Regions from separate parts of the Homo sapiens genome. Here region 1 is linked to region 2. Evidence: chromatin contacts called from ENCODE Hi-C or POLR2A ChIA-PET data. All regions are on one chromosome and are shown on one strand. Each heading gives the region's core, a stretch centred on a gene start or an enhancer-like site at or near the end of the contact. The rest is flanking DNA. Distances are from core to core; before and after follow the strand shown.

What was found. Hi-C counts contacts between places; a loop is a spot of excess contacts on that map. ChIA-PET counts read pairs that join two places held with the same protein, here RNA polymerase II (POLR2A). Pooled maps may share reads with other maps.
Region 1: a loop to region 2 is called in a map of mammary epithelial cell, with 5 times the contacts of the local background. The contact joins the promoter of TMEM270 here to the promoter of ABHD11 in region 2. A Hi-C loop is called at or near these places in 59 of 168 maps with a recorded cell type or tissue (B cell, CD14-positive monocyte, CD4-positive, alpha-beta T cell and 40 more), 37 of 37 single-sample maps with no recorded cell type and 43 of 50 pooled maps. POLR2A ChIA-PET finds 5 or more read pairs at or near these places in 25 of 52 experiments (A549, AG04450, B cell and 20 more).

What each region holds. Positions count from the first base shown.
Region 1 is chr7:73,859,495-73,864,871 of GRCh38, reverse strand. It overlaps TMEM270 (transmembrane protein 270), which reads right to left and starts at 3,713. Exons shown (of 3, transcript NM_182504.4): 1 at 3,606-3,713. The coding sequence starts at 3,677.
Region 2 is chr7:73,737,536-73,743,081 of GRCh38, reverse strand. It overlaps ABHD11 (abhydrolase domain containing 11), which reads left to right and starts at 4,280. Exons shown (of 6, transcript NM_148912.4): 1 at 4,280-4,436; 2 at 4,619-4,754; 3 at 5,347-5,520. The coding sequence starts at 4,312. RefSeq lists silencers at 1-80, 4,160-4,259 and enhancers at 1-408, 1-564, 409-943, 3,167-3,823, 3,824-4,481.

The sequences.
Region 1 (5,377 bases), core at 2,464-4,963, 120 kb before region 2:
GAATGCAATGGCGCTATCTCGGCTCACTGCAACCTCCACTTCCCGGTTTCGGGCGATTCTCCTGCTTCAGCCTCCTGAGTAGCTGGGATTACAGGCGCCTGCCACCACACCTGGCTAGTTTTTGTATTTTTAATAGAGATGGAGTTTCACCATGTTGGTCAGGCTGGTCTCGAACTCCTGACCTTAGATGATCCACCCGCCTCAGCCTCCCAAAGTGCTGGGATTACAGGCGTGAGCCACTGCGCCTGGCCAGGAACCCCACTTTTACTGTAGAGGTGAAGCTGCTGGACCACCTTGAGTCAGATCCCCATCTCAAGGCCTCAGCTCCCCACAGGTGCAAGGATGAACTCTGTCCACTTTGAAGGACTCCCTTCTGAGAAGGGAACATTAGAAGGTGTTTCATATTGTATTTGGGTTCCTTTCCATTGGATATTTTTTTTTAAGAAACAGGATCTCACTCTGTTGTCCACGCTGGAGTGCAGTGGTGTCATCATAGCTCACTGCAGCCTTGACCTCCCACACTTAAACAACCCTCCCATCTCAGCCTTCCAAAAAGCTGAGACCACACAAGTGCATGCCACCATGCCTGGCTAATTTTTTTTTTTTTTTTTTTAAGAAATGGAGTCTTCTTATTATGCCTGGGCTGGTCTTGAACTCATAGGCTCAAGCAATCCTCCCCCCATTAGCCTCCCAAGTAGCTGGAGCTATAGGTGCATCTCACTAAGTCCAGCTAATTTTTTTTTTTTTTTTTTTTTTTGTAGAGGCGGGGTCTTGCTATGTTATCCAGGCTGGTTTCGAACTCCTGGCCTCAAGCAATCCTCCTGCCTCAGCCTCCCAAAGTGCTGGGATTGCAGGCATGAGCCACTATACCTGGCCTCCATTGGATTTAAATGATTATTTACAATACTCCAGACTGAAGGAGGTTTCATGGCTATTATTACCATGTTACGATCCCCCACCCCAATCCTGTGGGCTTTGAACCCAGGTCACTTGTCTTCTTCCAAGTAGCTGGGCTTTGCCTCTGTACCAGTTGTCCCCTGGCATCAGGAGGGCTGCTGGGGCAAAGGACAATGCCATTAGGGGCAGGGAGGCGTGAGAGACATGGGGCAGGGGTCACATAATTCACGACAGACCTAATGAGAAGGGTGAAGGAGAGAGATCCAGAAAGACTTCCAGATTTCCAGCCGGACATGGTGGCTCACACCTGTAATCCCAGCACTCTGGGAGGCCGAAGCAGACGGATCACCTGAGGTCAAGATTTCGAGACCAGCCTGGTCAACCTGGTGAAACCCCATCTCTACTAAAAATACAAAAATTAGCTGGGCATGATGGTGCATGCCTGTAATCCCAGCTACTCGGGAGGCTGAGGCAGGAGAATTGCTTGAACCCAGGAGGCGGAGGTTGCAGTTTGCCCAGATCGTGCCACTGCACTCCAGCCTGGGTAACAGAGTGAGACTCCATCTCAAAAAAAAAAAAAAAGAATTCCAGATTTCTGATCTGGGTGGTGAGTTGGACAACGGTGTCTCCCATTCACTGAGATGAAGCTGCAGGACTGGGGTGAGGTGGGGGAAAGCTGTTCTTGAGTCCTGGAGACCCTTCATCAGAGCTGGAAAGCCCCCAGCCCTTGAGTGACACCAATCCACCCACCTGGACCCCCCATCCCCGTGTCCACAGGCCCCACCATCTGAGATTGGCTGCAAGACCCCCCACTCACGGGCTGGATTTGCAGAGCTTGGGACGTGGAGGGTGGAGCTATGCTGAGACCAAAGGGTCCAGCAGGGAGAAGAATTAGGGTAGAGCTAGGAAATAGGACCTCCCAGGTTATGGTGCTGAGACCAGGGAGGAGGGAAACCTATGATATCCCACATGATCCCACAAGATCATTTCTATAGGAGAGGAAACGGGCTCAGAGTGGTGAAGTGATTTGCCCAAATTCACACAGCTAGAGGGTAAAACAGCCAAGATGCAAATCTTTTTTTTTTTTTTTTTTTTTTTTTTTCTGAGACAGGGTTTTGCTCTTGTTGCCCAGGGTTGCCCAGGCTGGAGTGCAATGGTGGGATCTCGGCTCACCGCAACCTCCGCCTCCCAGGTTCAAGCGATTCTCCTGCCTCAGCCTCTTGAGTAGCTGGGATTACAGGCATGCACCACCACGCGTGGCTAATTTTGTATTTTTAGTAGAGACAAGGTTTCTTCATGTTAGTCAGGCTGGTCTGGAACTCCTGACCTCAGGTGATCTGCCCGCCTCGGCCTCCCAAAGTGCTGGGATTACAGGTGTGAGCCACAGCTCCCGGTCCCAAGATGCAAATCTAATGGTGTCTGTCTTTCTCAACTGCCCCCTGTTATATGATCTTGGCTGACTGCAGCCTTGGCCTCCCAGGCTCAATCTATACTCCCACCTCGGCCTCCTAAGTGTGACTGAGTTGTGACCCCGACCACAAGCATGTGTATGTTTAAAAGAGATGAATGGGCCAGGTGCGGTGGCTCACACCTGTAATCCCAGAACTTTGGGAGGCCGAGGTGGGTGGATTACGAGGTCAGGAGTTTGAGACCAGCCTGGCCAATGCGGTGAAACCCTGTCTCTACTAAAGATACAAAAAATTAGCTGGGCGTGGTGGCGCACGCCTGTAATCCCAGCTACTTGGAAGGCTGAGGCAGGAGAATTGCTTGAACCTGGAGGTGGAAGTTGCAGTGAGCCGAGATCGCACCATTACACTGCAGCCTGCGCGACAGGGCAAGACTGCATCTGAAAAAAAAAAAAAGAGAGAGAGATGAATGAGCCAGGCGCAGTGGCTTATGTCTGTAATCCCAGCACTTTGGGGAGCTGAGGCGGGCAGATCACAAGGTCAGGAGATCGAGACCATCCTGGCTAACAGGGTCTCTACTAAAAATACAAAAAAAAAAAAAAATTAGCCAGGGATGATGGCACGTGCCTGTAGTCCCAGCTACTTGGGAGGCTGAGGCAGAAGAACTGCTTGAACCCAGGAGGCAGAGGTTGCAGTGAGCCGAGATCGCACCACTGCACTCCAGCCTGGGCAACAGAGCGAGACTCTGTCTCAAAAAAAAGAAAAAATGAATGGGAAAAACAATGATTCACCCATAGGAGTGACCCTCAATAGAGAAAATGCTGCCAGGTGCGGTGGCTCACACCTATAATCCCAGCACCTCAGGAAGCTGAGGTAGGAGGATCATGTGAGGCCAAGAGTTGGAGACCCGCCTGGGCAACGTAGTGAGACACCATCTCTACAAAATACAAAAATTAGTCAGGCGTGGTGGTGCACACCTATAGTCCCGGCTACTTGGAGGCTGAGGGGGGAGGATTGCTTGAGACCGGGAGTTGGAGGCTGCAACGAGCTGAGCCGGCACCACTGCGCTCCAGGCTGGGCGACAGAGCGAGACCCTGTCTCTAAATAAAGAAAAGAAAAGAAAATGTCAGCACTGTAGTTTGGAGTGGGGCTTCTGGGAGATGTCAGATTATTCTGGAAGGCAGGCAGCCACCTCGTTCCACTGGATGGGACAGGCAGGGCTTGGGCCCGGCAGCTCTGAGGTGGCTCTGTGAAGGGCCTGGTGTGTGGTCCCCACCCCACTTACCCCCAGCCCCCACTCACCAGCACTGAGAGCCTCGTAACCTGCAACAGGATCCCCAAAAGGCTGGATCTGACTGGAGGAAGGGCCTCCATGTCTGGCCTCCCCCACCTACTCCAGCTGGGAGAAGCAGGGTGACCTCACAGATGCCACAGGGTGGGGACCAAGTTACCATGGGGACCCGGTTGCCGCCAGTGACCCACTGCCTTTACCTGGCTCCTGCCGCTCCACTGCTTCCTCTGAAACCTCAGTCCACGTCTGAGCCCAACACGGCCAAGGAGGTCTTAGAGCAAAGCTTCCTTCGGGTCGGATTTCCCCAGATCTTGGAACAGGAATCAAGTGCCGCCTAGGAACGGGGTTCATGCCTGGATTCCCAATGCTTTGGGAGGCCAAGGTAGGAGGATCGCTTGAGGCCAGGAGTTTGAGACCAGCATGGGCAACATAGCAAGACCCTGTCTTACAAAAAAACAAAAAAAGAAAAAAATTAACCAGCCTTGGTCATGCACACCTGTAGTCCCAACTACTCAGGAGTCTAAAGTGGGAGAATCGCTTGAGCCCAGGAGATAGAAGTTGCAGTGAGCCAGGATCACTCAAGCCTGGGTGACAGAGCAAGACCCTATCTCTAAACAAAGAAAAAAAATTGAAGGGTGATGAGTTTATTTGGGGAGTGGGCCCTGCAAGCATCCATAGGAAGTCAGAAAGTGAGGCAAGGGGCCAGGCACAGTGGCTCACACCTGTAATCCCAGCACTTTGGAAGGCCGAGGCAGGCAGATCACGAGGTCAGGAGTTTGAGACCTGTTGGGAACAGGCCCCCAAAATCTGGCCATAAACTGGCCCCAAAACTGGCCATAAACAAAATCTCTGCAGCACTGTGACATGTTCGTGATGGCCATGACACCCACGGTGGAAGGTTGTGGGTTTACCGGAATGAGGGCAAGGAACACCTGGCCCACCCAGGGCGGAAAACTGCTTAAAGGCGTTCTTAAACCACAAACAAGAGCATGAGTGATCTGTGCCTTAAGGACATGCTCCTGCTGCAGATAACTAGCCAAACACATCCCTTTATTTGGGCCCAATCCCTTTGTTTCCCATAAGGGATACTTCTATGGGAATCTAATCTAATCTATAGTTAATCTAATATCTATAGAAACAATGCTAATGACTGGCTTGCTGTTAATAAATACGTGGGTAAATCTCCGTTTGAGGCTCTCAGCTCTGAAGGCTGTGAGACCCCCTGATTTCCCACTTCACACCTCTTTATTTCTCTGTGTGTGTGTGTGTGTGTGTGTGTGTGTGTGTGTGTGTTTAATTCCTCTAGTGCTGCTGGGTTAGGGTCTCCCCAGCCAAGCTGGTCTCAGCAGAGACCAGCCTGACCAACATGGTGAAACCCCGTCTCTACTAAAAATACAAAAAAAAAAAAAAATTGGCCTGGCATGGTGGCGTGCACCTATAATCTCAGCTGCTCAGGAGGCTGAGGCAGGAGAATTGCTTGAACCCAGAAGGCAGAGGTTGCAGTGAGCTGAGATCATGCCACTGTACTCCAGCCTGGGCAAGAGAGTGAGACTCTGTGATAAAAAGAGGGAAGGGGAGGGGAGGGGAGGGGAGGGGGAGAGAGAGAGAGAGAGAAAGAAAGAAAGAAGAAAGAAAGAAAAAGAAAGAAAGAGAAAGAAAAAGAAGGAAAGAAAGAAAGAGAAAGAAAAGAAAGAAAAAGAGAGAAAGAAAAAGAAAGAAAGAAAGAAAAAGGAAGGAAGGAAAGAAAAGAAAGAGAAAGAAAAGAAAGAGAGGCAAGGACAGA
Region 2 (5,546 bases), core at 3,031-5,530:
GGGCAGGTGAAACCCTGGCCACGTGACCGATACTGGGCCAGGTGCAGTTAAGGGACACCCGCCACCTCCCCTCCTTAACCCATTCAATGCCACCGCGCCACCTAGGCGCAGTGTCCCGGCCGCCTCAGGCCGCACCCCTTCGGCCCTTGGTCCCCACGGCCTGAAGGGTGGTGATGAAATACACGGAGCACTGCGTTAGGAGTCAGTGAAGGAAACAATCCGGGCTGTGCACTGGCTGAGTGACCTGGAGCTGGGTTACTTCGCCGTCCAAGCCTCTCTTTCCTCATCAGCAGAATAAGGACGGCACCCTCCCACTTCACAGGAAGCCTGGGAACACGGATGGGGCAGTGTACACTCGACCTCCAAAGAGCGATAGTCCATTTCACCTCCCACCTTCACCTCCACATGTCAGGGGCTCCGGAAGTCCTCCCCTCTGGCCTCCCCTAGAAGGAGGCCTTCGCCAACCAACAGCACGCTTCCTGGCCTGTTCCTAACAAGCTGAGAGGGCTGGGCAGCCCCCAGGATGACACCACCCCCAGATCCATTCCCAGGTAGCAACGACCCCTCCCCTGCCCCCACCACTTTCTCTGGAATGTTCAAGTGGAAACATCAAACCAACTGGTTTTTCTGCTTGCCTTCATCAGCCACCTGATCAGGGCTGGGGCCCAGGACTCTGAGTAAATATCTCAAGGCTGCTTCTGCCCCTAGATGTGGGGATCTTGGGCCAGGCTGAGATTACCTGGTGGAGGGTGGGGTGTATGGCAGGGATCAATTTGAAAGCACCTTTGAGGCCAGGCACAGTGGCTCATGCCTGTAATCCCAGCACTTTGGGAGGTCGAGGCAGGAGGATCACCTGAGGTCAGGAGTTTGAGATCAGCCTGCCCAACACGGTGAAACTCAGTCTCTACTAAAAATACAAAAATTAGCCGGGCATGGTGGCGCATACATGTAATCCCAGCTACTTGGGAGTCTGCAAAAGAGAATCGCTTGAACCCGGGAGGTAGAGGTTGCAGTGAGCTGAGATTGTCCCACTATACTCCAGCATAGGCAACAGAGAGACTCTCTCAAAACAAACAAACAAAAAAAAGCACCTTTGAAATACTATTGTTCTGAATCTTCAACCCCCACGCCCTTCACCCACCAACTCTAGAAAAACACCCACCAACTCTAGAAAAACACCCACCAACTCTAGAAAAACACTCTCCAAGGACCCCTCCCAGGCCTGGGACCAGCCCCCATACAGGGCTCAGATGTCCTCATCACTCCCCTAATTACTATGCGGGAAACATGATCACACCACCTGGTGTGCTTAGAGTCCTCGGTGACCTCAGCCCTCCTCAGATTGGAACCAAACACCTCAGGGTCCCATTAAGCAGGAGATGGAGCTTTACAGAGTTAGGACACATCCTCAGCTTGGCCAGCATGGTGAAATCCTGTCTCTGCCAAAAACAGAAAAAAATCAGCCAGGTGTGGTGATGCGCGCCTGTAGTCCCAGCTACTCGGGAGACTGAGGCATGAGAACTGCTTGAACCCGGGAGGCAGAGGTTGCAGTGAGCCAGGTTCCAGCCTCCATGACAGAGCCAGACCCTGTCTCAAAAAAAAAAAAAAATTAATGGCCAGGCGCAGTGGCTCACACCTGTAATCCCAGCATTTTGGGAGGCCGAGGCGGGCAGATCACCTGAGGTCGGGAGTTTGAACCAGCCTGACCAACGTGGAGAAACCCCGTCTCTACTAAAAATACAAAATTAGCCGGCGTAGTGGCGCATGCCTGTAATCCCAGCTACTCGGGAGGCTGAGGCAGGAGAGTCGCTTGAACCCAGTAGGTAGAGGTTGCGGTGAGCCAAGATCGCACCATTGCACTCCAGCCTGGGCAACAAGAGCAAAACTCCGTCTCAAAATATAATAGTAATAATTAATTAATTAATTATTTTTTTAAAAAAAAAGTTAGGACTCATCCTGTAGGTCCTGGACCGCCCTAAGGAGGTGGGGGAGGGGTCAGTGTAAGACTAGCTGGCCCAGGTGTCATATCCGGGAGGGCCACTAACCCAGCCACCCGCAGGACTTCCACATAAGCATTTACCAGTGCCCTGAAGCTCTTGATGACTATTACCACTTTGCACCAGATGAACAAGACATAGCTCCCGCTGTGGACACACAGGGAGGGCTGCCTCTATAATACTACACAGTAGCCTCTGAGAAATGCTTCCAGAACATTCCATGAAAGAGATTAGTTTTAACTCAGAAAGTCTGCGAAGGCTTGAGGAGGAGGCAGCAGTTATACAATGCCTTAAAAGGCCTATAGCTGAGGCCAGGCATGGTGGAGCACACCTGTAATTCCAGCTACTCAGGGGGCTGAGGCAGGAGGATCAGTTGAGTCTGGGAGTTCCAGACCAGCCTGAAACTGTCCCCTTGCTATGCCTAGAACATAGTAAGACTCTATCTCTACAAAACAGAAAAAAATTAGCCAGACATGGTGGTGCACATCTGTGGTCCCAGCTACTCGGGAGGGTGAGGCAGGAAGATTGCCTGGGCCCAGGGGGAAGAGGTTGCAGTGAGCCGTGATTGTGCCACTGCAGTCCAGCCTGGGTGACGCAGTGAAACCCTGTCTCAGAAAAAATAAAATAAAAGCCATATACCTGAGACAGGAAGGTCGCTTGAGGCCAGGAGCTGGAGACCAGCTTGGGCAAGGTAGCAAGACCCCTTCTCTAAAAAAAATTTTGTTGGGCCAGGTGTGGTGGCTCATGCCTGTAATCTCAGCACTTTGAGCCCAGGAGTTCGAGACCAGCCTGGGCAACATAGCAAGCCCCCGCTTCTATTTTTTAAAAAAAAAATTTTTTTTTTGAGATGGAGTCTCGCTCTGTCACTGAGGCTGGAATGCAGTGGCAAGATCTCGGCTCACTGCAACCTCCATCTCCCAAGTTCACACGATTCTCCTGCCTCAGCCTCCCCAGTAGCTGGGATTACAGGGCCGTGCCACCACCCACGGCAATTTTTTTTTTTTTTAAACGGAGTCTGTCTCCGTCCGGTAGGCTGGTGTGCAGTGGCATGATTTCCGCCCATTGCAACCTCCGCCTCCTGAGTTCAAGCGACTCTCCTGCCTTAGCCTCCCGAGTAGCTGGGATTACAGGCACCCGCCACCACGCCCAGCTAATTTTTGTATTTTTAGTAAAGACGGGGTTCCACCATATTGGCCAGGGTGGTCTCCAACTCCTGGCCTCAGGTGATCTGCCCACCTCAGCCTCCCAAAGTGCCGGGATTACAGGCGTGAGCCACCGCACCCGGCCTAAAAAAAAAAATTGTAACCATGATTCAGTAAAAAAAAAAAAAAAAAAAAAAATGTTAAAATTAGTCTGCGCCTGTAGTCCCAGATTCTCGGGAGGCAAAGGCGGGAGGATCGCTTGAGCCCAGGAGGTCGAGGCTGCAGTGAGCTACGGTCGCGTCACTGCACTCCGGCCTGGGCGAGGGTAAGACCCCCACCAAAAAAAAGTATAGGACTCGGGCAACTGGCTATCTGGAAGACAGACAGCACCCCAGCAGGAGGTGGGGTGTGGAGAAGACCTTGAAAGGCAGGGTGCCTGATAGGGGAGTATGAGAATGGGGAGTATGGGCAGAAAAGCAGGTGGGATCAGACTGGGGGAGCCTTCCCCAAACGTAAAAGGGACGAAGGGGCTTGGGGAAGAGCTCTAGAGTGCCCCCGAGCTCCTTCTAGATCGACGACTCCAGGATGGGTGGGTGTCCGTGCTCCGCCCAACCTGCCCGGGCCCCCGGCAGTGGAGCACGGCGCCACCACACTGGCACTCCGCCGCCCAGAGCCACCCTGGCGCCGCTCGCCCCCGCCGGCGGCACAGAAACGATGGCAGCCACCCAGGTCAGTGAGCGATGGCAGGTGCGGGGCGGGAACCGAGCCCTAAGCTGCAACCAGAACCGAGCACGCACAGAGCGGCGCAGACCGAATTCCCAGATTCTACGCACCGCGGCGCTTCGCGAGGGGAGGGGCAAGCACCGCGGGTTGCCCAGCCTAGGGCGAGGCCAGGTGCGGCGCTCAGGGCGACCCGCGCAAAGCCTGCGGGGATTACGTAATGGCGTAAGGGGCGGGGATGGAGGCGGGGCCGGACTGTTCTCGGGGATACGTAAGGAAACGGGACCAAGGGCGGAGAATCCCGCGATGGGGGCGGGGAGAGGGCGGGGCTCAAGTCGGAACTGGGCGGGGCGGCTGAAGACGGAAATGGGCGGGGCTGCGAGCTAGGGCGGGAGAAGGAGCGCGGGGAGGACGTACCTTGTGAGATGCGAGCCGGCCAACAGCTTGCAAGCATGCTCCGCTGGACCCGAGCCTGGAGGCTCCCGCGTGAGGGACTCGGCCCCCACGGCCCTAGCTTCGCGAGGGTGCCTGTCGCACCCAGCAGCAGCAGCGGCGGCCGAGGGGGCGCCGAGCCGAGGTCAGTCAAGGGCACCGGGCGGGAGGCCATCCTCTGTCCTCCTTTTCCTGCCGGGCCCCGACGGCCCCATCTCCTCCCTTTGGGCCTGTCACCTCCCAGGCCTCTCCCCCAAAGCTCTTTCCCCCTACCCCTTTCCCCGTCTCCGCCGGCTCAGACTCTGACCTCGATCCTTCCCCTGCCAGGCCGCTTCCGCTTTCCTACAGGCTTCTGGACGGGGAGGCAGCCCTCCCGGCCGTCGTCTTTTTGCACGGGCTCTTCGGCAGCAAAACTAACTTCAACTCCATCGCCAAGATCTTGGCCCAGCAGACAGGCCGTAGGGTGAGCTTTCGAGTGGGCGGGGCTCCTTTGGGGCTGGGCGGGAGTGGGCGGGGCCTGAGAGGAGGCGGGGCAGGGGGGGTCCCGCTTCTCACGCTCACTTCCAGATCCCTCACTCTGAGTATGGACCCTGAACGGCAACCCCATTTATTCCCTCACGTTGCCATCTTCATTAATTCATGTTGTAGATCTCCATCGGGGCTGGCCCATGCCTAGGCGCCTGCACCCTTTCCATGAAGGGGCCTGCTTGTTCACTAGGGATGACCGGGAGCTCACCACCTCTTATGGCAGCCCATTCTTCTGTGCTCCTACTGTTGGAAATTCCTGGAGTCTCCTTCCTGGCATTCTCCGAGATTGCCACCCAGCCAGGCCAGCCCTTCAGAGACGTGGTCACAACCCTGGGGCCTGCTCTTCTCTGGCAGAGTGGCCCCAGGTTCTTCATCTGGGCCTCCTAGGTCTGGAAACTGGGCCCTTCCCCTCCACAGGGTGTATCCCCAGGCTCTCCACACCTTTGACCTGCTGTCCCTACAAGCCTTTGGCTGTCTACCCCCAGAATGGGGATATCAACGCAGCCCCGTCTCACCCCACTCCCCAGGTGCTGACGGTGGATGCTCGTAACCACGGTGACAGCCCCCACAGCCCAGACATGAGCTACGAGATCATGAGCCAGGACCTGCAGGACCTTCTGCCCCAGCTGGGCCTGGTGCCCTGCGTCGTCGTTGGCCACAGCATGGGAGGAAAGACAGCCATGCTGCTGGCACTACAGAGGGTGAGCCGCCCATGTCTGGGGCCTCC